Linked DNA regions of Mus musculus: all the other regions are linked to region 5. The links are chromatin loops, found by intact Hi-C in ENCODE. Cell type or tissue: heart. All regions are shown on one strand. Region 1 overlaps Fam149a (family with sequence similarity 149, member A). Region 2 has its middle 44 kb from the start of Tlr3. Region 3 holds the start of Sorbs2os (sorbin and SH3 domain containing 2, opposite strand). Region 4 overlaps Sorbs2 (sorbin and SH3 domain containing 2). Region 5 holds the start of Ccdc110 (coiled-coil domain containing 110). Region 6 holds the start of Pdlim3 (PDZ and LIM domain 3). Region 7 has its middle 29 kb from the start of Tlr3.

Region 1 (4,000 bases), 570 kb after region 5:
TCCGATAAAGCATTGTAATGATGACAATGTCACGTTTCTATCCAACAAATAATGTCCTTTAGAGATTTCACCATCTCCTTTCAGAGTTTGGACATGTGTTTCATTATGAGTAATATACGAACCTTGCATCTTTCTGTGATCTTGGGTAAAAGAGTGAACTTCATAGGATTTTATATTTTTTTTTCTTTGTAACAAGTCTTAGAGTTTTCCGTTTGTGATCCCTTCTCAGGCTAGCAATTAGTATGTTGCTAAATAATGCAGCCCATAGAGTCCTCATGTCACCCAGAGAGGGCTCTGGCGTACCCTGCAGATTGAATTACACGTTGAATACGCCATGCAGCCTCCGCCTTAGATTTTTGACCTGCAGCATAGAATTAATCACAGTGACCCTCGGTGTGTTCGTGGGGCAAATAGACCGTGCCACCAGACAGAAGAACTAGTAAGTAAGGTTAAGTGAGCTCAAACCTTCTGAATCTCAGAATTGAGAAGAGTAGGAGTGGGACCTCTCCCTGCTCAGGAACCCATTATCATGACACCCCACTGAGAGGACCATGACAATCTGTCAGGTAGGGAAACTACCCAGTGTCCTTCCCCATGCAAATAGAGCATTCCCGTCATCTCAAAACTGAGCATCTAGCCCTGGGTCCCACTCTACTCCTCAATGTTTATAAAGCCCCTGCCCACATGGAATAAAGTGCACAAGTTATTTTTACGGAGGATGGTCTAAGAGTTTTTACTGAGATGTAAACACTTGGGGAAGAGGTTTCTTTCCGGAAGCATTAATCGTTGAACCTCGAACCTGACTGACTGGACAGGCTCCGCACCGCACCGCACCGCACCGCACCGCACCGCGCACCGCCACACACGACACACTGCTCACCACCGCCAGCCTCAGTCACCTCTGCCGCTGACACTGGCACTGCTGTGGTAGTGGATGAGACCCAGGACCCTGGCTACCTGTCTTGGGCAGGCCACCCAAACCTTTTTGCTTCCTTTCTAAGAGCTGTAACACTTCTGATTTTCCTAGCCTGATCGAGACTCGGGGAAACCTATTTGTCCTGATTCTGTAGAGGAAGATGTTAAGTTTCAAACCCAGACAAACAACTGGGGTACCTATTTGGCATATTAAAACAGACCTGGCTGCCAGTTCTCCCAGCATCCCTCAGTTCCTACTTGTTACAGGGTATGGATATAACACCCTGCCCTGTAACCTGAACTCTCCAGCCCAGAGGCTGGGCTGCCCTTTGTCCAGAGGCTTTCCCCTATTTAATCCAGCCATTTTGGCTACCTGCCCTTTTTGTACCTTTGGCCTCCTGGCTGCAGAGCCTGGTTCTCCTCTCTCTCCATCTCTTCCCCTCCCCCCTCTCCTCTCAGGGTCACTATCACTCTGGATTCTCCCAGATGTGCCTGTCTCTGGCTATACTCTCCCACATGTCTATAATAAACTTTCTCCACCGTAACAAGGAGTAGCAATGTGCCTTCTTTCCTTTTTATTTATTTTTTCCTCATTCACAATAAACGGTTATGAAACATGAATACTCTCTTATACCTAGCACTGAGAGCAGGGTCTGACAAACGAGACATGCTTAATAAATTCTAAATGTTAACAAATGTTGTGGAACATATTTGTTGTATGTAAATAAAAGAAGCACGGAAGGAAAAGAACTCCACTACAATGAATTCAGTTAATGAGTTTGAGATGAATCTTTATAAAGTAAATATATAAGGTCAGCCTGGGCCAGTGTGTATAAAACCTCTTGCCCCTGACATTTTACACAATGTTGCTGACCTTGCTTGTCCCTTTGTATCGGAGAGGAGCTTCACTCAGGATAGGTTTCAGGATAAGATGAAGCTTCTGGTCCTACTCGCCTGACAAATTGCAAGCTCTCCATCCACCCGTGGTAGATTCTAATCTGAAGGCACTTCCTGTGTGCCGGGTGTGCCGGGTAATTACCACAGAAAGAGTGGTTCCAGATCTGAACAAGATTCGCCGTCCCTTCTGGAATGAAAATCTAGTAAATCCTAAATCTTGAAAAACAAACAAAACAAAACAAAACAAACAAACAAACAAACAAAAAAAACAAACAAAACCTCAAATGGTAAAGCAGTATCAAAAACTGTGTAAGGAAACTAACAACTAAAAGGGACGTGGCGCCACCTATTGGATTTTTCTTTGAGCCTTGGGCCACAATATTTTCATATCAGAGTCTTGGCTAAACAGTAATTGGGGAAAAGAAAAAGGAAGATTAGTACAAATATTAAGTATTAGTTTTCGAATTTAACAGTAATTTCATATTTAAGGAGGCTCTATTTTTAACATCTATTATTAAGGTACATTCGTGACAATGAGCCACTCGCCATTGGTCTTACTAGTGACTGAGCTCATCCCCCCGTTTTCACCAGAGGATTAGGTATTAGTCAGTGCTCTTCAGAGAAATAGAACCAACTGGAAGGGGTGTGTGTGTGTGTGAGTGTGTGTGTGTGTGTGTGTGTGCGCGCGCGTGTGTGTGTATATATGTGTGTGTGTCTGTGTGTGTGCATGCGTATGTGTGTGTGTGTGCGTATGTGTGTGTATGTGTGTCTATGTGCGTGTGTGTCTGTGTGTGTCTGTGTGTGTGTGTGTGTGTGAGTAGTTGTGCTTATAAATGAGCATTCATTTGCAAATATGTATTCCCTTGTCTTCTGGGCAGTGGTAGGTGGTCTGGATCCACTAGATAAGAAGATTTCTATCACTTCATTACTTAAGCAGGAAGCATTGTTCTAGATTTTGAAGCTGGAACAAAGATAGGCATGAACTAAATGCCATAGAAATAAATGAAAGTGGAACTGTTGGGGTGCTGAACAGGGCCCTTGGGAAATAGGAGTCAGGACAAGAGCTATGCATAATTGAGCAGTCCTGGCCTAGGTGTGCATTAGATGGTCGTCGTTTCAGCTCAGACCCTGCCCTTTGGGTGTCCAAAGCTCTGAAGGTAAGACTGTCTCCCTAGGCAACACTAGGAGATGGGCTCTGTTCAGGAATGAGATCCGACACAGCATTCATTGATCACAGCTGAAGTCAAAGGTGTGGCTCATAAAGAACTCAGAAAGAGCTGAAGTGTTTTCTTATATCACGTGGTCTTCAAAGATCCTAAAAATCCTATCAGAAGCCTTGACATTCACCAAAGGGCCAACTCACAAATGGTGGTATGGCTTAGAGGGAACACAATGAAATCTGATGAATTTTAAGTAAACGGCAGTGTGCTACAGGGGAGTCGTGTTGGAGGAGTAGTGGAGAGAACCACTGACTTGGACTAAAAGGAAGCAGGACCGCTTACCCAGAGTTCTGGGAGAAACCTGCTGAATAGGTTGCAATAGCACCAGCAAGCACAAAGACTGGAAACAGAGAGTGGGATAAGGGCCGGGAAGATGGCAGAGAGCAGAAGTGAGTATTCATGGGGAACTGTCGGCATGTGCCTGCCTTTGCTGTGTTTGTTAAACAAGAAGGTCAACAAGGTTATCCTATCCCTGCAAGAACCTCCGTTGTTCTCTGTCTGTGTAGAAGGCTGGTGGCTCCTCTCGAAACTGGGGCTTTGAGAGCCAAAGCCATGGTGGTTCTGGAAGCCCCCAAAGGCTCTGCCATCCATTCCATATGCCAATAAAAGGAATGGTAAAAGTAAAGATGAGTAATGTTTTTTTAAAAAATCAGGAAGGAATTTTATTCAGCGCATCCACATTGGGAAGGGAACCCGAGAAAGGAGTCCAAAGACCCCACATTCATCCTCTGGATCCCGACACGAGTTTCAGATTTAAAGAGAAGAAGCTGAGCAAGGCCCAAGACTTTCCCTGTGGTATGTCATTTTAGGGATCCAAAATTTAGGAGAATGGCTTATCTGTGCGTGCCTTCAGCTAAAGTAAAGGTGATCGACAGGAGATGAAAACAAGAGATGTCAGTTTTTACCAATCGGCCCTTGGGCCCAAGTGACGAGGCTGTACTCATCAGCAATAAGAGTTGCGAGCGCCT
Region 2 (4,000 bases), 480 kb after region 5:
CTGTCACGTTACCTATTCCTACTGAAGTCCTCATAGCACGCTCTTGGAACTATAGACATGTTCTCAGCTTGGCACCACAGAAGACAATGCTGTGGGGCAGATGGTTTTGAAATCTTCAACTAACCATCCTTAAGCTCAGCTTCCCAGAGTCTCCTGTGACTCAGCTTCTAGGGGTCTTCATATCAAAGAATTCTTGGCTCGTTGTGCAGCCCAGAAAAATCTCATTTGTACAATTTCTGTAGATTTTTTAAAAATTATTATTTTTATTAGGTATTTTCTTCATTTACATTTCCAATGCTATCCCAAAAGTCTCCCATACCCCCCCCCACTCCCCTACCCACCCACTCCCACTTCTTGGCCCTGGCTTTCCCCTGTACTGAGGCATATAAAGTTTGCAAGACCAATGGGCCTCTCTTCCCAATGATGGCCGACTAGGCCATCTTCTGCTACATATGCAGCTAGAGACACGAGCTCCAGGGGGTACTGGTTAGTTCATATTGTTCCACCTATAGGGTTGTAGACCCTTTTAGCTCCTTGGGTACTTTCTCTAGCTCCTCCATTGGGAGCCCAGTGACCCATCCAATAGCTGACTGTGAGGATCCATTTCTGTGTTTGCTAGGCCCCGGCATAGTCTCACAAGAGACAGCTACATCTGGGTCCTTTCAATAAAATCTTGCTAGTGGATGCAATGGTGTCAGCGTTTGGAGGCTGATTATGGGATGGATCCCCGGGTATGGCAGCCTCTAGATGGTCCATCCTTTCGTCTCAGCTCCAAACTTTGTCTCTGTGACTCCTTCCATGGGTGTTTTGTTCCCAATTCTAAGAAGGGGTAAAGTGTCCATACTTTGGTCTTCGTTCTTGAGTTTCATGTGTTTTGCAAATTGTATCTTATATCTTGGGTATTCTAAGTTTCTGGGCTAATATCCACTATCAGAGCTGTGATGTTACTGCAGGCTTTCATGGTTCCCTCCATTAGTGACCTTTAACTTTTGTTCTCTGAACAGCTTTGGTTGCTCACGTTAACAAGTTGGTTTTGTTGTTTGTTTTTTATTCTGCCCAGGCTTGGGAAAATTCTCTGTTAAATACTTTTTTTTTTTTAATTCATTCAAAATAGGTTTACCACATGTTGATCATGTGCTGGGCACTTTGGGAAGCAATGAGATATGGTCGAGGACAAAATAGACAGAAACTCCCTTGTGAATCGCATTCCTTAGCAAGGGACTGGCAATAGACACCATAAAAATACATCATGTGTCAGACAGTGTGAGCGAGGTAGAGCTACTCAGATGCAACCGCCCCAGCCTGCGGATTTAAATAAAGCTTAAGGAAAGGTCTTTGTGTAGGTGACATGTTAGGTAAGACTGGAGGACACTGCAGAAAGGAGGGTTGGATGCCGGAAGCTAGCAGAGGCCGGAAGCTAGCAGAGGCTGTGAGAAAAACCAAAAGTGATCACTGAGATCTGGGGCGCTGGAAATGGAGAGCAAGGAGATGGTCACCCACAGAGATGAGAAGAAAGGAAACAAAAGGAAAGATGGACACCCTACCCCCCAGGAGACTCAGTAGTCTCCTCAGGGAGAGATGATCCACACTATTTTATCATGCCGATGGGTAAATTCCTGTCTTAAGGTACTCATTGCGATGGACCAACCCCTGCCAGAGTGCATAGTATGGTCACAGATAGGTACCGAGAGCTCAACACATAGGAAGAGACTTAAGGGACTAGAACAGGGTGTTGAAGATACTCTCCTTTTCTCCGCTACTCAGCGTGGGGGTGATGTTCTGTTGGCAATGTGACTGGCAGCCGTGGTGCATGGGCACAGCCCTGGCATTCCAGGTCTACTACTTGTACCCTGCATTGTAGGCTTCCTATGGTTTCCTGTTAGAACTCTTGGCTGTACATCCAGAGAACAACAATGCCCTCTTGTGGTCAATGGGCAGAACTGGAATTTATTTTAATATTCTCTCAGCACCCTGTGGGTAATCTGAGGACTTTGTGAACAGCAATCTGCTGCTCGCTCGCCAACGGGAAGGAAATGATTGGCAGAATTCACTGGGTAAAATCCAGACCCCAATAATCCTGGTTTTGTCTAACTTATCTGGGTGGTTACAGCCCCAGAGTCCAACTCAGCCTTCGGGGCAGTAGATCACACATTTATCTCATTCATAGTGCAACATTCTTCCGGTTAGATTCAAGATACTTCAATCCCTACTGAATCTTCGAGTGATCTTTTATCGGTTAACTCTGCAAACAATCCCCCCTTGTCAGCCTCACAGATGAGAGTCCAGCGCCTTTATACAAAGTGGAAAAGCATAAAATTCTAAATAAACATGTTACCAGTGAGGAAAAAGGATACTTCTCAGTTGTCACTTAGAACGCCTCTTTGAAATTCTGTTTTAGGATTTGCCCCAGACATTCAATGTCTATACTTGAAATTTGTATTATGTCCCATTATGCTAAAGTTGCATTGCATAATGTCTAATTTTGAAATTATATTCTAGGAAAATTACATTCAAATTATATTATATAATAGTACAGACAATTTACATTAAAATTGTATTTATAGTGTAGGTAAATTATATTAAAATATATACAATAAAATATACAATTGTCATATAGCTAAATTATACTGTTATGTTATATTATACATAGTGTGTGTGTGTGTGTGTGTGCGCGTGTGAGTGTGTGTGTGCGTGTGAGTGAGTGTGTCCCTGCCTTCATTATAGGCCTACTACTAAAAGTCTCATTGTAAAGAAAACACATGGTTTTTGGCTTTTGGGAAAATGCATGCTTTTATTTTTATGATTCTTCAAAAACTGTGTAACCCATATTTGCAGAACACCCCTGTGGTATAGCTGGCTGCCTTTGCACAATCATTATCACAAAGATGAGTGTGCTACACAGGGATAACATTGCACAGTGGAATATTTCAGCCCTTGTACAAAGGGGAAATTTCCCAGAATATACGACCATCCACGTGCTTTAAATCACTTTTGAGGCACTAAATCTCAAAGGAGACATCATGAATGACTACTGAGAAGGTCACCTCTTCACTGTATGAGGAAGAGAAGGGCTGTTGTACTTGGATTCAAACCGTATAATATGGTGAGTATGGTTTTGACAGAATATGAGAACTAAGAGACAAACCAACAGAAAATACCTTCTATGAGATAGGAGTACAGGATATGGAGGGCTGCTTGTATTAAGAAAAATACATACTTAATTTAGACATTGTTGTTTTTTATAGATGTTTAATCTATAAATAGATATTGGATATATAAGTATATGGAGATGTTTAACATCTCCTTTGACAAATCTTGACAACTGTTTTAACTTCTTAATTCTGTGAGAATTCAGAATAATAGAAAAATGGATGCTGGGACAACCCAGAATACGCTGGCTGCTTAATTAGCGTGTGTAATGAACATACTTCAGGGCTCAGGACACCCACCCTTACTCTGTCTGACCTTTAAATACTGGGGATATGTTGGCACATGCAGACGGAGCTGTGGGGCTTTCTTCCAGTCTCTCCATCATCCCCTTCTGCTTCCTTCCTTCTTCCCTTCCCCATCCTTATTTCCTCTTTTCTCCCTCCTCCCACTTTCTCTAGTTCCTTATTCTCACCCCAGTCCGCCTTTTCATGTTCTCTTTACTCTTTTTTTTTTTTTTTTTTTTTTTGAGATCTCATCTTGCTAGAGAGCCCAGGCTAGCCTTAAACTTCCATGCAGCCTAGGTTAGCCTTGAAATCACAATCCTCCTGCTTCGGCCTCCCAAGTACTAAGATTTTAAGCGTGTTACCATACCTGATTCTGTGAAATTTCCTACATTTTTTCCCTTCCTCTTCTTATAGTCTGATCTTTGTCTCCATCAATTTGTTTTTAAAAGTAAGCAGTTAAAGAAAAGGAAACACTTTCTCTTTATTTTTAGTTTTTTAAAATTGCATTATGCTACCAATCATCTGATGAGATGCTGTCTAAACTCAGGCTGCTGCAGATTCACCTC
Region 3 (4,000 bases), 120 kb after region 5:
GTCACGCCCAGCCGGAACCACACTCGCTCCCAGCCTTTCCCTTCACGGAAGACATTGCCACGTACGGTACAGATGAAAAAGTCAAGAGCCAGACATCCCATGCTGGATGCGAATTTAAACTCTCCGCTCGCAACCGGGTGAGGGCCGGGTCAGGGAAGCACATGCAGTTTTCCAAAGGGAACACAGAGAACTTTAAGAAGAATGCAAACGGACAAGATCCAGGTAACATATAATGCTTTACCTTCGAAGAGAAATATTGGTAGGAATCCCCAGTGCACTGAACTCTCAAAAGAGTTTCCTTTCTTTTTAAACTAAGCATCAAGACCAGTATCTGTAATAGATACTTATAATATTGGAAATGACGAGCCTTAGCATCCTGTATAGCCACACAAATACTTCAGAGAATGCAATTGAACATGTTTGTTGAATATGGAAGCTCAGTGTATTTTACATCAACCACCCATATGCTATGTTTCAGGGAAAGAGATACATATGACCCATTCACATTTCAAATATTGTTCTGCTAAATGACAGCTACCTGCTAAGATAACAAACGCAGAGCCTAGAAGCTAATAATAATGCAATTAGTCACTAGGGCCACGTCTTCAGGTACCAGGACCAGTGCTTGGATACACATCATTACTATTGATCATCATAAACTAGACGGATTTACCCTGACACTGTCCATAGACACCTCTGGTCCAAGGGTGGGTAGAGAGCCCTGGGGTTGCAGTCAGTATGAGACTGTGAACAGACCCCTTTCGAAATTCAACCGTCATTTCCTAACCCACATCATTAACTTAGTGCAAATTAAGTTCACTGCTGTAAGCCTATTAATTGGGAACATTTTAAAGTAGTATTCCTGTAATTTTTTTCAATATCTATGATGGAATACATAAATTTAAAACTGAAGAATGGATAGGAATTCCCAGCCCCATAGATGCTTTACTCCTATAAAACAGTATTTAAATTTACAAACGATATTATTAAATATAAAATATCGAATGCATAAATGATATTATTTTCAAGGATAATGAAGACTAAGCTGTGTATGGTGGTGCATGCCTTTAATCTCAGCACTCTGGAGGCAGATCTCAGTGAGCTCAAGGCCGGCCTACAGGGCTACATAAGAGGGACCTTCCTCTAGACATTTTTGAGACTTTTAATTTAAGGAATCATTAATTAATGTAATACACAGAGAAACAAGTGCAAGTCACCCATAATGTACACATTACCCTTCCAGTTCTTTTCTAATTCCTTTTGAAGTTAACAACTGTATCAACCTGTTAGTAAGGAGATTTGGGGGTGATAGTCCGGTATTTAGTATTATCATTAGACTTTTACTTGCTCACAGCCTTTGATCCTCCAACCTCCCTAATTATTTAAGTACACTGTCTTTTTGACAGTTAGGAAAGCTGGGCTCTTTGTGTGGGGCTCACGTAATTCCTGGGTGTGTGCCAGCAATTTCCACCCTGTAATATGAAGGGTTTGCGCTATCTCATTCAATTGTGACTTTTGTGACATTTCAAAGAGTTTCTTGGATAGGAATCTTCCTCAGATGAATGGATAACTACTGATCTGTTTCTAAGGAAACTTGCCCATTCCGGCATTAGAGTTAATATAGTTTACGGGTCCTTGGCGAGGAGAGGGATTGTAGTGTTGACGGTCACTTATGGATGTGCATTTGTGTCTGTGTGGGGCACTGTCTGCTATCGACCTTGGTCATGCAGCTTAGATGCCTCAGCCTAAGATCAGGGAGACAAACAGGATAAGAAGCCTCTTCCCCCTGTGGAGCCCATAAAGGAATAGATAATTCACCTCATAGTTTTCTTTTGCCATATACAGATTCCTCTCCTTAATCTTACATGCTATACAGTGAAAACCCCAGAGGTAATAGTTCAACTTCACTGTGGGTGTTAGTTACACAGACGTACATCTAAAGACATTTTGCCCTTCATTAAATGACAAAAAGAGATGGAAGGACGATTTTGATTGGCCCTCTGTTGAATGACGTATTATGACGGACTAGATGGATTGATTTGGTTAAACTCAGCATCTGTGTTTTGGGTTTCCTGTGGGTTATTCAAGCAAAGTGCTTCCAAATACCATCTTTGCTACAGTTTGTGCACCCCATCGCCACCTAGTGGTGGTCAGTGGTAGTAACATGTAAAAGTTGCGCCTTTTGTTAACAGGGATTAAATCCCTTGGGCCTAGATTGATTTTTTTGAAAGGATGTTCTGAAGCCTACAAGATAATTGGAAGTAATAATGATCTGTTTTGCTGGCCACGCTCTTCCTTTTCTGCAGTCTCAATTCTTGAGAAGAAATGACTTGTTAGCCTGCACTGTTTAAGGTTGAGTTCTATTTTAACTGCTCAGGCATTTCTATCATGCATAGCATCTCAGTGTGCTGAGATCTTTATAGAGTGCTATATACTTATAATATTTGGAGAGGCTTATGCAAACTGTGAGCTTGAGAAAGCAGCTTTCAAGTTAAGAGGTTGCCATTACCATGTGAGACATTTTAAGCAAGAATTTAGCTATGGTTATATTCTCTTGATAAGGTTTTCGAGTTCAACAAAGATTTGAAAGCCCAATGATGCCTCACAGAGCCCTAAATATTTAATGTCTGTCTTCCCTCCTCAACGTTACCATGGGGATGAACTATATGAAAGCAATGGTTTCATCCAGAGATTTTCATAAGTACATATTACATCCTTTGAGTTTTCCTTTTTTAAAAATGATATAGAAATGGATACAAAAGAGGCAGGTTTTAAACACATGGTACTGTGCAAAGCCAGGATCAGTAATTAAGATTAATATAAAGGATCAAAGCCGGGTGTGGTGGCGCATGTCTTTAATCCCAGCACTTGGGAGGCAGAGGCAGGTGGATTTCTGAGTTTGAGGCCAGCCAGGTCTACAGAGTGAGTTCCAGGACAGCCAAGGCTACACAGAGAAACCCTGTCTCGAAAAACCAATATATATATGTATATATATATATGATCAGTTATAAAAATTTATGAAGCTTCTTTGAGGTTTATCCTATAATCTGGGATTAGCAGACAACATGCACTATTGCAGCTAGAAGTTTGAAAGCCAAGTATTTACTTATGCCTCCCTCAAGCCACCCCAGGAGGATCAGCGGTAGGTTAGATGATTCTCTAAAAGGTATGGATGCTACTTTAAAAACCATTGTGGACAAGGTCTCTGGAGCTCTTGGGTTCCCAAGACTTTCTTTCTCAGCAAATGCTAGCTGTAGTGTGTGTCAGCCAGAAATAGAGGGCTGTGACTCAGCTAACAAACAAAAATCACTTACTGGCCGGCCTCTTTTCTCTCTTAGATTAGGAACGTGGAACACATATTAAAATAAAGGAGAATCTTCTGGCCCTCAGACATTTAAGTAGTACACAAACTTATAAAATGGAAATATAGGCAAGGAAAAAAACCTCAGGGCGACTCAAAGCAAGGCATCTTACTAACCCATGGGAAATTATGAATGAGTTCTGTTAAGTTTTATAAAATTAACTTACTGTCTGTCTGTCTGTCTGTCTGTCTGTCTGTCTGTCTCTTATCGCCTCCTGTGAGTATTTGTGTTAGCTCTGGAAGGCTGTCAGTAGAGATTAATCTCTACAAACTGACACTCCCTCCTCCCCTATGGCAATACGAGTCTGCGTCAACAATGGAAGCAGATCTGACTCTGCAAAGCAAAAGGCACAGAATGCCTTACGTGTGAAACACGACTTGTACTTATGAAATAGAATGGGAACACTAAAAATTAAGCTCCAAGACCTTGAAATGCAGAGCTGTGTGGCAGGCCAGCCAAAGCTAAATCAGGGCCCATTAACTTAGATATGGTGAAAGGAACCCTGGAGTCTGCATAGATGAAAAACCCCACATTCCTTGGCTTCATTCCCCAGAACTCAGGGTGCCATTTAGAATCCGTCCAAGTTCTGCAGATGTTACAAAACTGCATAGTTGAAGGAGAAGCAACTGACCTCAAAG
Region 4 (4,000 bases), 140 kb after region 5:
AGAAAGCTTCATATGAAGTTGCCAAATTGCTTATGAAATACTGAGGCCTTTTTCTCACTAAAACAAATTATAAATAGTTACATTTAAAAATGACAACTGCAAATCTCCCTTTCAGTTTCTTAAACCTAACATAGTTGTGTGATTTGCATGCAGGATGATACTAAAGGTATAAAAGTATCCAGCATCATCATAGAATTTTACCTGTGTAACTGGGTCAAAGTTTAGGAAAATATTTACTCACTCTAACAAATATAAATATGTTGAATACTACAAACCATCAAGATAATTTTTATTTGTGTATATAGTATATTTTTAAGTGATTTAAACTCATGTTTTGATAATGTACTATATACTATATATCAGGGTATCAGAAAACTGAAGAAGGTAGTTAAAAAATTGGATTACAACTTGTTTCAGTTTAAATAGAAAGTGTCTATCTAAGTTTTTGAATTCGAAATTTATTTTATTTATCAAGTAAATTAAAAAGTATACTATTAATATTATTAAATCATTATTCTATCTGTTCTATCCTTTTTATATGACATTATTTTTGTGTATGGGTTTTTGCCTGCATGTATGTCTGTGCACCATGTGTGTGCAGTGTCTTTGATGGCAGTCTTTCCCTGGGTTTGGAGATATGGACCATTGTGAGTTGCCATGTGCACACTGGGAACTGAACCCGGGTCCTCTGGTAGATAAGCAATGACTGTTAACTACTGAGCCATCACCTCATCCCCTTTTATTCTAATTTATTGTTTTCCAGCATGTTGTACAGTACAAATTAAAGTGAAGGTAAATACCAATAAGTAAAATTGTCCAGTCGTTAGTAACAATTTTGTGGTTTTTTGCCATTAGAAATTATATTTTATGCTGTATATTTTTAGTTAACAGGGCTTTGACTTCTCTTGCTGTTACTGTAATCTGTGTTATATTGAGAAACTTTATCCTCTTTGTCCTTCAATTTCTCAATATAATAATATTATATTATAATAATACAAATGCATTTATAATAATACAAATCCATTGACTCATGTTGGTTTCAGTTGGACAATGCATCTAGCTAAAGCTCTCTGCAGAGCTAGTGTCTAAAGCCTCGCTACTGACAGCCCACTCCCAAGTCTGGAATATTTACTCCAGCCTCATGACATGTCTGTCCTACACAGATTCACTTGGGAAGTAGCTAAAAGCACCAAAGCATGCTGTTATAAAGTTATGTTAACTTCAGTAAATACCTCTGGTTAGAACTGTCATTTGCCTTCTAACATTTGTGTTAACTGTGAAATGGACTTATTCAAGAGTCATGTTTAGCATAATCCAATTCACATTTCAGTACAAGTTTATCCTAACAGAAATAGCAAGTGTGTATATCAAGTAATAGAAAGAAGAAAATGAGATCCTTGAATGATAGAAGTCATATCTATATCTAAAAGATACATTTACAAAATTCCATCCAAATTGTGCCCTTTATTTATTTTTCAAATTGTGCCCTTTAAATGGAGGGAGTTAGTAAACAATTTGTGGGGACCAACTTCTTTGCGTGAATAAGTATAGTGTTCTAAGGTTAATATAAAAATCTAAGAAAAGTCCATGAAACCACTGGCTTTGGTTCATAATGAATCTAAATATATCTTAGGGATACATATATTGAATTATAGTTTTTGTCTTGATTTAGCCTTTTGAATTTGAGAGGTGATTATTTTAGGATATTAGATAGCCAAAGAAAATGGGTTATTTTGCTAGAAAATTGGTTTCTGGATTTGAATCAATGTCTTGATTTGAAGCTTTCCAGTTATATAGCCTGCTTTTTAAAAAACATTTGGATCTACTGTTTGTGAAGCATGCTGTATAGCATTAGTATAAGTAAATATAGCCTTTAAGAATGTGGAGATTTATCATTTCTTTTCTTTTTCTTTCTTTCTTTTTTTTTTTTTTAAACAACATCCGACTTGTTTTTATTAAGTGACAAATTTGCGTTTTCTTTTAGTTTTAAGTGAGTAAATGTTTGTGAATTGATGAGTACTTTCAGCCAACACATGAATGTCAAATAGCACACAGGCAAATGAGAACTACGTAGTCAAACACGCCGCACCACACAGCTCTTTCCTTGGCAACACATAATGACGTCACGTGGTCTCACGGCTCAAGAGTGATGAGATGCAGGATGGGAAAAAAACGAATACGAGAAAGGATGGGATCTGTGCCACGTGAGACAAAGAAAGGAAAGAGCATCCACCTTGGAGGCTCAGTGCACTCCCATAGTCCTGTGCGTGGTAGTTGCTGGTTGTGTCCACGTCAGGGAAAGAGGCACTGTGAGGCATTCTCCCACAATCATTTTGGTACAGGGGACAATGACTAGCACCATCTGGAGGCAGTGGGTGGAAAGGCTGGTGCATGGGGCTCCTTTTGAGAGCATGAAGAGATGAATTCCTTTCAGGAATCTGTGGCAGCAGTTCACTGATAAGCCTGTGCAGGATGCTGTTGTCTGGCAAGCTTCCCCTCCGCTTTTCGGCTTTTATTTGGTCGCAAATGTCTTTCAGGGCAGAGTCCAGAGCTTCAACTACTGAGGCTTTGCATTTTGCCTTTTCAGTCTGTTTTTGGGGAGTCAGGATTTTTTTCCTTCGGAAAGGCACAGGGCTGACTAGAAATGCAAGCTTAGACAGGCCAGGATCCATTTCTTGCCTTCTGGGTCGGTCCATGTTTTCATGCTTAGCTCTTTCATGTTTTAGCATTGTGGTAAATCGAGTGTAAGAAGCCGGGCATCGGCCTTTGCAGGAGCTGATGAGGTGTCGGTGATGGTGATGGTGATGGTGGTGGTGATGGCTCGATCCGTAGAAGCTTTCAGAGGATGTGAATGAAAAGTGGTCAAAGTCACTTTCACTACAAAAGGACGACCCTTCGACGTGAACGTAGTCGCTGTGGTCGGACACAACCCCATCTTGGTCACTGTCGGAAAACTCCATGTGTGTTCTAGGTTGCTCGTCGCTGGTGACCTCGATGTGGATGGGCACCAGGGTGTTAGACTTGCAGCTTCGCTGACCCTGAGAAGGGTGACGAACCTGAGTTTCTTCCTCCAGCAGAGACTCGATAGAAAATCGCCTCTTGGGACACAAACCATTTTGTGGGGGTTCTAGGGTTATAGGAGATAACATTTCATCTCCTAGATTGGGCATAGACTTCGACTTCTGAATCAGCTTTTCAAATTCCGAAATGCGAGTGGGCACCACGTCCCTGGGCACCTCCTCGGTGGAAGACTGGCTCCATCCGTGCAGCAGCCCCCTGTGCTGTTGCTCCTTCTCGTACTGCAGGATCCTGGATTTCACCGAGCAAATGACCTCTGAATTCATCAAGTCCTTGCGGTTGATGCGATGCATTTTCTTGTACATTTTGAGGAAGCCTGGGGCATTATGGGCTGACCTGTGTTTGAGCCTAGATCTGCTGTTCCCGCACACTTCCTGGATGTAGGGGGACGCCCATGTCATGGGGCAGCTCTCTTTGGAGTCTTCTTCACATAACAGAGAACCCATACTCTCTGACTTGGTTTTAGGGTCTGGGAAGCTGTCGCAGTCGTCATTCAGGAGATCATCGCAGCTACGTGATTTGATTTTGGGGGAAACGGTCTCTTCAGTGCTACTCCAGATCTCTGCATTTTGCCGGGCCATTTGCCAGCCATTCTTGAAAGTGATGGCCCTTTGCGAGTCCCCGGGGACGTCCAAATGTTGTCTGTAAGCGTTGCAGCACTCTAACTCACCAGAGGGGGTGCCATTGAGCCCCGAGTAACTGCAAAGGGGCGGACACATTTTGCTATCATCCCCACCTTTCAGTCCAGAGCGGCATGGCAGGAGAAAGACATTTGGAGAAGTTAAAAGGTTCGCAGAGAAAGGAGAGCATGTCAATATTAGCACAGCAAAGAGAAGGCAGTTAGTGTGGGTTTAATATAGGCCACCTTAACACACATAGCTTTAATTTCAGAGGGAAGCAAGATAATATTTTTCAGTGCAAC
Region 5 (4,000 bases):
TTCTTTCAGGGTGAATTACAATGGGACAGATAGCTGAGTTGCATACACAGTAAATAAACAGAGAGCAAAGAATGAGTTCATGTGGGTGCTCAGCTTCCTTTCTCCATTTAAGCTGTGTAGACCACAGCCAAGGAATGGTGCCACCCACAGTGGGCAGCTCTTCCCACCTCAGCCATTGAAAGCCATATGATCCCCTACAGGCAGGCTCAGAGGTTCATTACCCGAGGGATTCTAGCTTCTGTCAAAGTGACAACTGTCATTGATAATTACAGATGCCCAACTCCTAGATCAGGGCCTGATACAGCAGGTTCTTCAAAATGCTTGCAGTTGAGCAAATGGATGGAGGCTCAGAAGCAGAAAAGGAGGGCCAGAACCAACCAGAAGGTACCCCTCATACGCATCCTGACAAGTTAAGGTTAGTTATGTTAGTTAGTTAACTAGCTGCTCTTATTTGTATAAGTCATGCTGTGGAGTATCACAGGAGTATCAGTCATCTACTGTGTTTGAGGTGAACTCTTCTTATTTGCTGCTGTGTTCATGAGGCTAAATGGTCCATGGCTTCCCGGATTCTGTCTCCCCTGAGTCTGACCTTTACAGGGGATTCGAGCTGATGTTTGCCCAGTAAGAACTTCACTCCTGAAACCATCTCCTCAGCCTCTAAGTGCAACACACATGCGCTTGCCGTATTGAGGCGACTCCAGCTTTTCTGACCTTTGTTGAGCGCAGGGGTAAATACTAGGCTATTTAAATGTCTTTAACCATCTGTGATGGTATTTAGTCTCGTTACCCTGCCCCACTTTGCTGGTTCCTCAGGGAAGATTACAGGTCTTCATGCCTGGTAACAGAGGAATACAGAAAGCGATGGTCTACTCATCCTCCATGTTCTCCATCTTCAATCAAGTTGACTTTTATCAGGGGAGGTGTGGCCTTGCATTGGCTAACGTGTGAAAAGGAACCCAGTCCCATGTCTACTCCATCAATTCTCTCTGCCTCACCTGGGGAACTCACGATTGGGGTCCCACCCATCAATCTAAAAGCCACCTTTGCTCATAAGTCCTGGCTCCTTCTCTTGATGTCCCACTGTGCACCCATGTGAGAGGGGTGCTGTCCCTTTGGGCTTCTCTTCAGGAAGTGAGATCCCAATGGCAGTGTTCTGTGGTCCTCAAGTTACTCTACACATCTGAGTCTTTGTTTATCGGAACTCGTGGCTGTTTGAATTCTTTCAAATATCCTCCCCATGCTATAGCTCATTTCCCACCAATATTTACTGCAAAAACGTAGATTTTACCTGGTTCATTGCCCCCGCTTTCCTTTACCCCCTCAGAGGAATTCAGGATCTTGGATGCTGAAAGGAGAATGGAGTCAACTTCATCTTCTTCCGCGAGGTGCTTCTCTGGAACAGACCCGAGCACAGCTTTTGGAGCTGGAAGGTAGCCTGGGAAGGTGAAGAAGCGAGGCACGGACATTCGGGTCGCCCACGCCCTCTGTGGCCACCAGAGGGCGCGCTATGATCAGGTAGAGATGTCAACTCTGCAAATAGGGGTGAAGGCGGCATCCCGCCAGGGGGCAGGCGAGTGCTTTCTCACTGAGCAGGGGATTTGAGGTCGGGAAGATAACGCACACCAGACCCATCCGGAAAACTCCGGAGGCTTTGGGATGAAGGGACATGGGTGTGGTTCCACTATCCTCCATTTCCCAGAGCCTCCCTCTAGAGGACAGCCTCCCGGATCGTTCTTACCGGGGCTCATTTCTGTCGCTTAAGATCTCTCCACCAACTGCCTTGCCCCAAGCATTCAGCTCTGCCGCTTCTAGCCGCAGCATCCCGTTGCCTAGTAACGGAGGTCGGGGGGGGGGGGAGCCCTGCCCACCCCCACCCTTTTCCGGAGCTGATGCAGACGATGTGATTGGTTTTCATTTATATGAAGTGCACTGATTTTCCTGTACACTTGATAAAACACTTGAAAAAGGCGGGTGCTTCCCCGGGAAGCAGAGCTTGAGTGACTGGTTAGAAAACACGAGCTTTTAAGTAAAAGTTTTCAATAAATACATATGACTTATTTTTGCAAAATCAGTTATCTCAGATAGAATATACAGTCATTGAGAACTGAATTTTAAATCACTGTGAGTAGGAATTGACAGCCACTATGATGTAATAATTTATTACTTAATAAATTACACCTGGCTTACTTTCAGGGAAGAGGCATGATGGTTTAATGTTCATGAGCTATAATTTCTTATTTTCTGGAGCAATGGTTTTTACAAGACTCGACAGTCTTTTTTTTTTTTTTTTTGGTCGCATTGGACAGCTTTAATACATTTAAATTTTTCAGCCTAATACATCTGTTAAACCACTATTCTAAAGAAAATAATATAGTTCATCAAATGCTGGGTATTAATGTAACAATGAAATATTATGTGACAACTCTAATTTGTGGATGGTGACGGTGAGTATTGGCTATTACATAGAAATCACCTGGAGATTTTCATGAGATGACTAAGTCACAACAGTTGGCATAGACTGTAAAACAAAATGATAAGTGTTTGCAATGTTAACCTCAATTTTAATCTGTGCACTGGTCTCAGCAGAAATCTACTTTTATTTTAGGATAACTTCTCAGTTAATCTATCAGAAAAATGACCTTTAGTAGAAAAGGTTTAAGTTTTAAAGATTTATTAATTTGTTTTGTGTGTGTGTGTGTGTTGTATGTGTGTGTGTGTGTGTGCATGCAGGTATGTATGTATGTGTTTGTGTGTGTGTGTGTGTGTACATGAGTGTGGAAGTCAGAGACTTATGCTGTATTTATTTATTGAGATCCACCTAAAGTTTTTGGAGCAGAGTATTTTGCTGCGCCTGGAGCTCACAGACAGTCTCTATTGTTTGGTCAGTGAGCCCAAAGGGATCCTCAATGTGGACAAAGGGCGACAGACATGTGCACCATGTTGCCCCTGGCCTTTTACCGTGGACATCAAACTCAGGTTCTCATGCTTGTGTGGTAAGCCATTCGCCAACTATCTGCCTGTCCTCCTGGACTATTAAGAGCAAATTGCTGACTTCATCCCATCTCTCCTGAACATTTGGGTGTGTATTTTATAAGAATACTGAAAAGAAGCACAATACACTGTTAATATTCAAGATTAGTGCTGATGCATAGTCACCCTATAGCTTCCAGGCATCACTGACATTCTTGCAGTAATGCCCTGGGTAGCCATAGGTCCCAGCCTAAAGGCTGGCATTACATCCAGTTGCCATGATCTGTTTATTTAATGCATTTTAATCTGATCAGTTTGATTTATCTTGAACTCCTACGGCCTTAACATTTTAGAACATTCTAGACCAATTATTCTGTAAAATGTTTTTGTGTCTTTTGTGGGTGTTTCCTAGTGGTAGATCAGGCCATGCACTCTTGTCAGGGGGGCATAATGGCTGTTGGTCCTCATTGTAGTCTCTCGGGTGGCACAGGATTGTGGTCTACAGCATCAGTGTGGTGTTCATTTGGTGACTAACTAATCTCTACCATAGATATTAAACCTTTGTTCTTTTTTGATTAAGAAATAGTTTGCATAAAATATTTTGGCTTATACAATAACTCCATTCATCACAAGCTTTTGGTTTTCTAGTTTACCTATAATTATCTCTGTATGGATCACTGTTTCTTATATTATTTACTAGTTAGCAATGGATTTTATTCTGTTGCTAAGATTACTTATATGAATGCTCAAATTTTCCTGGCTTGGTCGGTGACAGTTTCTCTAATTCATTCTCATATCAATAGACAGAAAAGTGTATTTTGTCAGGCTATGGCTTCTCTGGCCAAATATTTTGATCATCCCCACAACTGTTTTATAAAAGCCTGACTTTTTAATTGTAAAGTCCTTTCTTATGGGGATTAAAATCAACATTATCATTTTTTTAAAGCCAAAAGTCATAACACTTCAAAATCCTTTTACTTCAAAACCAATTTTCCTCTTAGAAAAATCTACTTTTACCTGTTAACTAACA
Region 6 (4,000 bases), 50 kb after region 5:
GCATGAGCAGAGAAGCATAAAATAAGAAAACCATAACACTTGGAACATAAAATGATAACATTTAAAAGTTTGTGCTTTCACGTTTCGAACGGCTTGCATGAGTAACTGAAAAGATTGCTTTCAAAAGTTGAGGAAGTTATCAACTAGATGCTTAACAATTACTCTAGAAATTTGCTGACAGAAAAGGAACCCTGGGTTTCATTTTTACACCCTCCTTCTTGTTGGGTTCTGCTTAAGATACCCTGGAATAAGGCAGTTTGGTTTTTTGCTACTACAGTCTTCCTTTTTAAAGTTATTAGACTGAGTGGTTGCTCTCTATCAGGTAAACTATAGCCCAGGTTTTCTTTGCAGTTTGAGTTATAGGTAATGCTTCGTCAGCCAAGTTCCAAGCTTTGGAAAAATATTTATCCAAAATGCCTGGAAACGGAGGAATACACATTAGTAATATTTTCCCTGTCTGGCTGATATGAGAGGTTCCGACTTGGCCAGTCCAAGCTGTGCCCTGAGAACAGTACCCTGCTGAAGTTCCCATCCAGGCAAGAAAACTGCTCAGATGCAAGTGTAGAGCCACCAAATAACCACTAGAGTGACACCTCTTTCTTGCTCTCCATATCTGATGTGTGTGTGTGTGTGTGTGTGTGGTGGGGAGCCAAAAGCACCCCTCAGCTATGGAGCCCTCCTCTGAGCCCAGCACTGTCAGTTGACCTTTCTGGCTAATGTGGCTGGGGACCAAGGAAAAGGGATGCAGAGTTTGTGAGCTGCCTTGATTAAATCTCAGAACTGCTTTGCATCCTCCAGCTTGTTGCTGAAGTCTAACTGGGAGCCAGAAGCTCAGGCCCCCGCCAGTGCACCATCCTGCCTCCCTCCCTGGGTCTCTTGGTTTCTCTCTTTAACTCCAGGGCTACTCTCGGATGCCAGGTGACCTGTAGCACAAAATCAGAATGGAAAACACCTACCCTGGTGATGACCAAAGGCTGATTGAAGTCTATGCCCCCAGAGAGTCTGAAGCCCCAGGGCGCAGGACCCGGGAGAACTACGTTCTGGGGCATGGTGCCTTCCCTCGAGTGGGTCCAGCGACGGTGGCTCTGCAAAGCGCTTGTCTCGGAACCGGACAACCTACTTAGCTCCTGGGGCTGCGACCTAACTGGGAATGCTGTCCCGGAGATTTATCCCTGCTGCGAGTGACGTCACTGGCCTCCCCTCTTCCCCGCCCCCTCCCACCAAGGAGAGCTCCAACTTTGGAAGTGAGAGACAGCGCCTGGTCAGAGGCGCTCCCAGCTGGGTGCAGTCGCCCAGACCTCTCCCCGCCCAAGGAGGCTTCGGGTTACAGCTTCCATCATTCCATTAAGTAACACCTGTCCTCCTGTTTATCGTCTACTTGCTCAGCGGTGCACTTTACTGGGAAGTTAAAAGCAATCACACCGCAGCCTCTATGCTTTCAATTAAAATAAAACCCAAGCACAACCAGGCACTTAGGAATTTAGCAGTTTTGTGCACGCGTTGATGTTCTCTCTTAGTATCTAGCTTTGGTCAAGTTAAAGTCTTCATTTCTTTCGGCTGTAAAAACAGGAGTAATTATTGTACTTGTAGGAGTATTGGAAGGATTTGGTGGCAATAAAATGAAATGTTTCTGTGCAGCGCCCCGCACAGCATAAAAAACAAAAAAAGTCGAGTATTTCTATAATTAAAATATATGTTCCCACGCAGATTGTGCTTGTCTTTGTGATACAGAAATGACTTTGTTATCTGTGAAGTTTACGCTCGGAATCACCCCCTCTTTTGCCCTGCTTACCCCTCAATATCTCACCGCGTGCTAAGTACGTTTCGTTTTAAGTTTGGGCTACATTCACAACTATCCCAGCCGCAGGCGGCAGCACACTGCTTAGACTCTGCATGTTGGACACGGCTGTTTAATACATGGAGGCAAGAGTCAGGACGCCTCTCTGGATGCTGCAGCCAAAATGAAGGTGTCTGTGGGAGTGGGAGTAAAGGGGACCCAGAGCAGAGCACTTGCAATAGAGCATTCTGTTCCGATGTACTGGGAGAAAAGAAAAAAGTGATTTAAGAACCCGTAAATGGAAGGAATCCGTCTGGGAAAGTGGAAACGGCAGAAGGTCACCAAGGAGATTTGTTGGTCACCTCTGTGGTCCAGGTGTGGTAATGATTGCTTTACCTGTGTCTTTGTGCCTTTGTTTTGGCTGGTGTCATTTCTCAGGCTGGCGAATAGCTTCTCTGAATTGGAAGAGCTCACATCAAATCCTATAGCTAACAAATGGTAGAAGTAAAATAAACAATCCAGGTTAGCTCAACTCGAGGGTCTGCTTGGACCAGGAGGAGAGGTGTGTGTGTGTGTGTGTGGGGGGGGGGGGTCTGGGTAGCATCCTGGTTTAGATGTAGTGTAGAATCAAGTGTATCTGGTGCTATGGGTTAGGATGCTCTGATTCTTAAGAAGAGAGGCAAGGATGGGGAAAGAGAAGTGTGAATTGCCTAAAACCCGAGAGAAGGGTCTTGGACTTAACGAGCAAGCACAGGGTCATCCTGGCCCAGGAGAGCAGAGCACTTGCAATAGAGCGTTCTGTTTGGACGGTGCTTGGAGCAAAGATAACAGATCCAGGAACCTGTAAATGGAACAAAACAGTCTGGGAAAGCTCAGGGCAGGAATGTCACCAGCCCACCCAGAGCCAGGGATGGCACCACTCCACCCACTGTGCTGGGCTGCCTGGGTCTCAGGGGATAGAAAGGCCAATTTTCTAGATCCAGGTATTTTCCAGTGTCCTACTTTGTTGAATTATCAGTAAAATAAACATAACATGTTCTGTTGATTTTGTCTACTGTGAATAGGTGTATGATTATAGACCACGTTTCCTCTGTCAGTCACTGGCTAGGTTGTTGTACACCCCCACCCTGCCCCACACCTCTGTGTGCACCCACATATACACGCATGCACAGCTACACACACACAGATGTCTGCACACACAAATAACTGTTGCAAAAATAATGAGATGTTGTATAACTGTCATCACCAATTATTTAAACCTATCTCATGATTTGGCTAATAGGTCCGGTTGCCCCCCCCTCACTCTCTTTCTCTCTCCGTATATATATAATCATTGCACCAAATATTTGGTGCCATTAGATCAGAGCTTCTTCAACTTTTTCCATTAATGACTCATTTTTATTCAGGAAATTTGATATGAACCTGAATATACATACATACATACATACATACATACATACATACATGCATACAAACACACATACATATTCCATACATACATATATAGTGGGGGTTGGTTCTAATATTGTTTGTGTTAATTCAGCTCCCCAAATCACACAGGAACCTTCACATCTGTGCTGAGGGTCCCTGCCCACAGTTGGCTCTGACTGGGAAGTACCATTGCCAGTGGCCAGTGGCTGGGCAGGGAGACAGAGGCAGGACTTTTAGGATTCATGGGCAAGAAACACAAGGATTCCACCATGACAAGGGCATAGGAGACAGACCACACAGGGAAGGTGCAGGAGGGAGAGACAGCAGGAATGTAGGTGCAAAGGGGAGAGCAGCCCCAGAGGGCTGCCCTGTAGGGTCCAGGGCAGCAAAGATAAAATACAGATTTAGTAAGTATTTACTCAGGAATATCGGAGGGGAGTGTGTTAGCCACGTGGAGGTTCAGGAGTGGCCAAGCTACTGAGATAGTTAAGGCATATTAAAATATAGAGGTTGCATTTGTGTCTTTTCATTCACGAATCCAAAATATTTGGGTGGGTGTAGAGGAGGCCTACAAACCTGCTGGGAGCATAGAGCAAATTTGATAATTATCGGTTCACATATATACATATAGCATATATACACACATATGTAATATAAAGTAAGTTGTAAGCCAAAAATTGTTACTAATAAATCATAAAGAAATCTACTTTAAAAATCTTCAGTATGCATATATTCTTGTAGCAAAGCAAGTTTATACAAATGAGATGGGCATGCTTGTTTATTTTTACATAC
Region 7 (4,000 bases), 490 kb after region 5:
CATCGGACACCTTTGCTGGAAAGACTAGGGGACACAACCTGTATGCAAAGTCAAATCCAACAAAGAGAACCTGAGCAAAGCATCTGAACAGAAAGCCACCACCGTTCCCAAAGACCATGAACACATGACAAAGAGTGCAGAGGAAGTTTCTACTGGATAGGCAAGAAAATAAAAACATCTGAGTACATTTTACCTTATTTGCTGACAGCACCCATATCTGTGGAGATTGCTGTGTGCGTATAATTGCTGTTTTTCATTGTATTTTACCCCACTGACCTTGTTTTAAGTTAGAATGCAGAGCAATGGCTTTCACGATGGCCTTGTTCTGCTTACGTGTCATTGTGCTTTTCTCTCCTTTCCCCATACTCTGGGCTCCTTCCCCTTCCAGAAGGTTCTCTTTCCCTTCTGTTCTCATGTCACCTGTATTCCGTTACTTCCCTCTCTCTTAAGATCGTTTCTCCTGACTCTCTGTGCAGTGAAGGGTGGTCAGCATGGGGACTCACAACTAGTTAAAGTGCAGAGTGTCAGTGAGGTGCTCAGCCAAAAAGGTGACATCTGTATCAACACACACACACACACACACATGCACACACAGAGAGACACACACATGCACACACACACATGCACACACACATCAACACACATATACATACACACACAAACATGCACACACAGAGAGACACACACATGCACACACAGAGAGACACACACATGGACACACACACATCAACACACATATACATACACACATACACACATATACACACATACATACACATATACACACACATACAAACATACATATACACACAAACACACACATACACACACACACATACACATACGCACATGTTCAGGGACCATCACAAGGAGGAGGGGGAGCAACAATTGTAAATCCAGAGGGTGAGAAGAACCAGAATAGAACAGTGTCTTCATGGCACTGCACTGGTGAACCCACAGTGGCCTGCATATGATCAAGTCAGAGTCCCAGCCTGTGAGACCCCTCCTCTATTGAGGAGCTGTGGGCAGGTGCTGGCTTCTGGAGGAGAAAGAGTCACTTTGTCTAAGAGACAACCATGCTCCTGGGAATGGCTGCACACTCATGGATATATGAGACCAGCACAAACTGAGTTATTAACAAAATAAAACAGGAGGGGGTAAGGATTTGGGGAGTATCTGGCAAGAGTTAGGAGGAGGAAAAGAGAGAATATGATGAAAATACATTGTATGGAACTCTCAAAGATTAATTAAATATATCTTAAACTCCCCTATCATACACATAATTTTAATAAACACATTAATTACCATTTTCTTTTTCCCATTCTCCTACCCTCAGAGGTATGACACGTGTAATGATATATAATAATGTTTTAGAAAAATAATATTTCTAGTTTTGCCTTAATTAGTGCTTAAGTACACACATATATTTGTATTGAAATTAACTTGCTAGGAAAATCCTTAACTTTTGCAAGGGCAGTTATTGAGACAGGGCCTCATTAAGTAGCCTAGCTGGTCAGGAACTCACTCTGTAGGCCAGGATGGCTTCTAATTCATAGAGATCCACCTGTCTTTGAATGATAACAAAGTTTCATAAATAATTTATAGCTATACAGTTACTTCTCAAGATCTCAAGTCATGGTGTGTGTGTGTGTGTGTGTGTGTGTGTGTGTTGCTAAAAATCAAACCCAGTGTTTCACCCACACATGCTAAGCATACAGCCTTTCAGTTAGTTATACTACTCAGGCTTTATATTTTCATATATTAAAGTCACACATGCTTGTGTATGCATCCAATTTGACTGGGTCTGGCATGTTGAGAGGAATTCACTACTGGCATTTGATATAAACGATAGGAAAAAGGCAGAGGGGACGCCCTTTGCTTATTCGTTAGTCACTGGAATGTGGAGTAGGGCAACTATCTTCTGTACATATGTCATTGCAGTGCTGAACATCCAAACTAACCTTCTAGCCCTGTAAGTATGCTATTTGTAGTTCAGGTCATTTAACCAGAGGACAATGCTTCAAAGAAAACAACAACAACACACTGATCCGGTTTAGCACTGCAGAGGACCACAGGGAGAAAGAGACAACAAAGGAAACGATAAAGAGGTCGAGAAAAGAGAAAACTTAGTTTCCATTTGTTCTAATTTCTACAAGAGTTATTTAGTCCTCTAGATTTACTTAGCCAGCATCTAAACAGCATCTAAACTCAGGGACGGCTAAAGTGAAAGGGGAAAATGATCTCTCTGCTCCATCTAGTGTTAAGTTTTGAAACAGCAGTTCTCACTTCCTAGTTACCTAATTGGAAACGGAATGAGGAATAGGATCAAGTCAAGCTCCCTCTGTACAACTGTGAAAGCATTGCAAACAATGCATTCCTAGCATCGTGTGCATGTTTTACAAGGTCGTTGAGGCAATCCTTAAGTCTAAGGCACGGCAGCAATTATGATGGGGTCATGCCTTGGAAGCCTGACTCTGGCTTAGATTGGGTCTGCCACAAGCCAGCTTTAACATCATAGTCTGTCTGGAGTTGCATGTGATTATACATCATGTGTGATTCTGGGTGTGAGTGGAGGACAGATGGAAAGAAGGAAGAAAGGAAAATAAAAAGGCAGTCATAAAGGAACCAGAGGATAGAGGCATATTGCATCTGTTAGATCATACTCCCTAGCAACCTGCCCCCCTCTCTCCCTCTCCCTCCCCCTCCCCCTCCCTCTCTCTTCTCTCTCTCTCTCTCTCTCTCTCTCTCTCTCTCTCTCTCTCTCTCTCTCTCTCTCTCTCTCTCCCTCTCTCAAGCCCGATCATGCTTCCTGTAGAGCTCAGGTCTCTACCTCTTCTAAAACTATAACAGAATATTATAAACAAACACTCTTCCTTATCTCAAACAACTCTGATACCCACCCAGAAACTGTCTTTGAGCTATGCCAAGCTAACCACCCTCCCACTTGGTGGAGGATGGGGAATGTGTAACATAGGAATAGGGGACTTTTGCCTCCTTCCATGTTACATACTCTTATAGTCTCTCTCCCCCTGTATGCTTCCTGCATCTTGCTACCCATGGCAACCAACTCCTCCTCTTTCACTTTAAGCTATCTCTGCTGATGTTCTCCTATTGTCTATAATTCCCTTACCACCAAGGTCCCGTCAGTTTGCTGCTGGTGTGATGTACTAACTTCATAATGCTGCCTTACCTCTGGGTAAGGCCAATCATGGCCTACCTGGTTTTAAGGCTATCTCCCCTAATGCAGCTCATTTCTGAAGGGCGATTGTGTCTGCTCCTTTCCTGAATCTGCCACTCCTGTTCCTAACAATCCATATCATTATGTCTATTGAGGGCAAATGGACAGATCTGATAAACTACACTGCCATGAATGCATCTTACTATAAAAAAAAATCTGTTGAAACTTTATTAAACAGGATAGTGACAACGGCAATGGCCACTAGTTGAATATGTGTTGTTTGTCATATGTCCACACATGGTTTTATTTAATCCATGCCATAGTCCTCTCAGGCAGAAATTATCAGCAGCATTCTTCACATATGGAAAATATGAGACTTCAAGACCTTAGTAGCCTTGCACAAGGTCCCATAGTCATTCAATGATAAAACAGCGATGCAGTTCTCCGATTTCCCATTATCAAGCTCCACGGTGCTCTCATGGACCGAATGCCTCTTTCTTCCAGAATGCTTTGGAATCATGGCCAACCATGGCTACATAGCTGGAATCCTTAATCTCCTTTCTGTCATGTTCACTGGAATAGTATTATATATACTAAGGCAACCATGGTGCAGAACATGGGGAGGGATGGGGATGGTTGTTTCAAATGTGGATCCCAGGTCATAAAGTGAAGAAAAAGAAAGTTAACTTTACATAGCATTTTTAGATGTCAGGATGGATTTGCTTCTGTGAAAACACGTCATCACACAGGACCAAATAATGGCAGGCAAAGTGTTGGTTATGGGAGAATCAGATGGTGTCACTATCAAGTGATCGTTTCTAT

The links. Peaks named below come from ENCODE experiments on the same cell type or tissue, not always from the same donor. Only the 100,000 strongest peaks of a DNase experiment are listed, where the experiment ranks them.
Region 1: it touches region 5 in a loop (4-fold over the local background); 8 of 42 quality-filtered maps call a loop at or near these places.
Region 2: a loop joins it to region 5, with 8 times the contacts of the local background. A loop is called at or near these places in 39 of 42 quality-filtered maps.
Region 3: a loop joins it to region 5, with 11 times the contacts of the local background. A loop is called at or near these places in 40 of 42 quality-filtered maps.
Region 4: it touches region 5 in a loop (8-fold over the local background); 14 of 42 quality-filtered maps call a loop at or near these places.
Region 6: a loop joins it to region 5, with 2.2 times the contacts of the local background. A loop is called at or near these places in 5 of 42 quality-filtered maps.
Region 7: it touches region 5 in a loop (11-fold over the local background); 38 of 42 quality-filtered maps call a loop at or near these places.

What each region holds. Positions count from the first base shown.
Region 1 is chr8:45,360,679-45,364,678 of GRCm38, reverse strand. All of the region lies in intron 1 of Fam149a (family with sequence similarity 149, member A), which reads left to right. Among named protein-coding and RNA genes, the nearest start is that of Fam149a, 20 kb to the left of the region's middle. In heart, a CTCF peak has its summit at 2,160 (motif pointing left); no DNase peak of the experiment used is centred here; H3K27me3 peaks cover 306 bases.
Region 2 is chr8:45,452,422-45,456,421 of GRCm38, reverse strand. No RefSeq gene overlaps it. Among named protein-coding and RNA genes, the nearest start is that of Tlr3, 44 kb to the right of the region's middle. In heart, a CTCF peak has its summit at 1,939 (motif pointing left); no DNase peak of the experiment used is centred here.
Region 3 is chr8:45,815,327-45,819,326 of GRCm38, reverse strand. All of the region lies in intron 21 of Sorbs2 (sorbin and SH3 domain containing 2), which reads right to left. It overlaps Sorbs2os (sorbin and SH3 domain containing 2, opposite strand), which reads left to right and starts at 30. Exons shown (of 6, transcript NR_045739.1): 1 at 30-222. In heart, a CTCF peak has its summit at 2,151 (motif pointing left); no DNase peak of the experiment used is centred here.
Region 4 is chr8:45,794,792-45,798,791 of GRCm38, reverse strand. It overlaps Sorbs2 (sorbin and SH3 domain containing 2), which reads right to left. Exons shown (of 24, transcript NM_001205219.1): 16 at 2,234-3,814. The region is part of intron 1 of Sorbs2os (sorbin and SH3 domain containing 2, opposite strand); the gene reads left to right. Among named protein-coding and RNA genes, the nearest start is that of Sorbs2os, 23 kb to the left of the region's middle. In heart, CTCF peaks have their summits at 2,361 (motif pointing left) and 3,749; no DNase peak of the experiment used is centred here.
Region 5 is chr8:45,932,453-45,936,452 of GRCm38, reverse strand. It overlaps Ccdc110 (coiled-coil domain containing 110), which reads right to left and starts at 1,834. Exons shown (of 7, transcript NM_001033246.3): 1 at 1,739-1,834; 2 at 1,289-1,435. The coding sequence starts at 1,748. In heart, no CTCF peak of the experiment used is centred here; a DNase peak (open chromatin) is centred at 1,562; H3K4me3 peaks cover 638 bases; H3K27ac peaks cover 548 bases.
Region 6 is chr8:45,882,629-45,886,628 of GRCm38, reverse strand. It overlaps Pdlim3 (PDZ and LIM domain 3), which reads right to left and starts at 1,142. Exons shown (of 8, transcript NM_001374652.2): 1 at 957-1,142. The coding sequence starts at 1,049. In heart, CTCF peaks have their summits at 573 and 1,847; DNase peaks (open chromatin) are centred at 1,198 and 1,908; H3K4me3 peaks cover 2,291 bases; H3K27ac peaks cover 2,600 bases.
Region 7 is chr8:45,437,648-45,441,647 of GRCm38, reverse strand. No RefSeq gene overlaps it. Among named protein-coding and RNA genes, the nearest start is that of Tlr3, 29 kb to the right of the region's middle. In heart, a CTCF peak has its summit at 2,261 (motif pointing left); no DNase peak of the experiment used is centred here.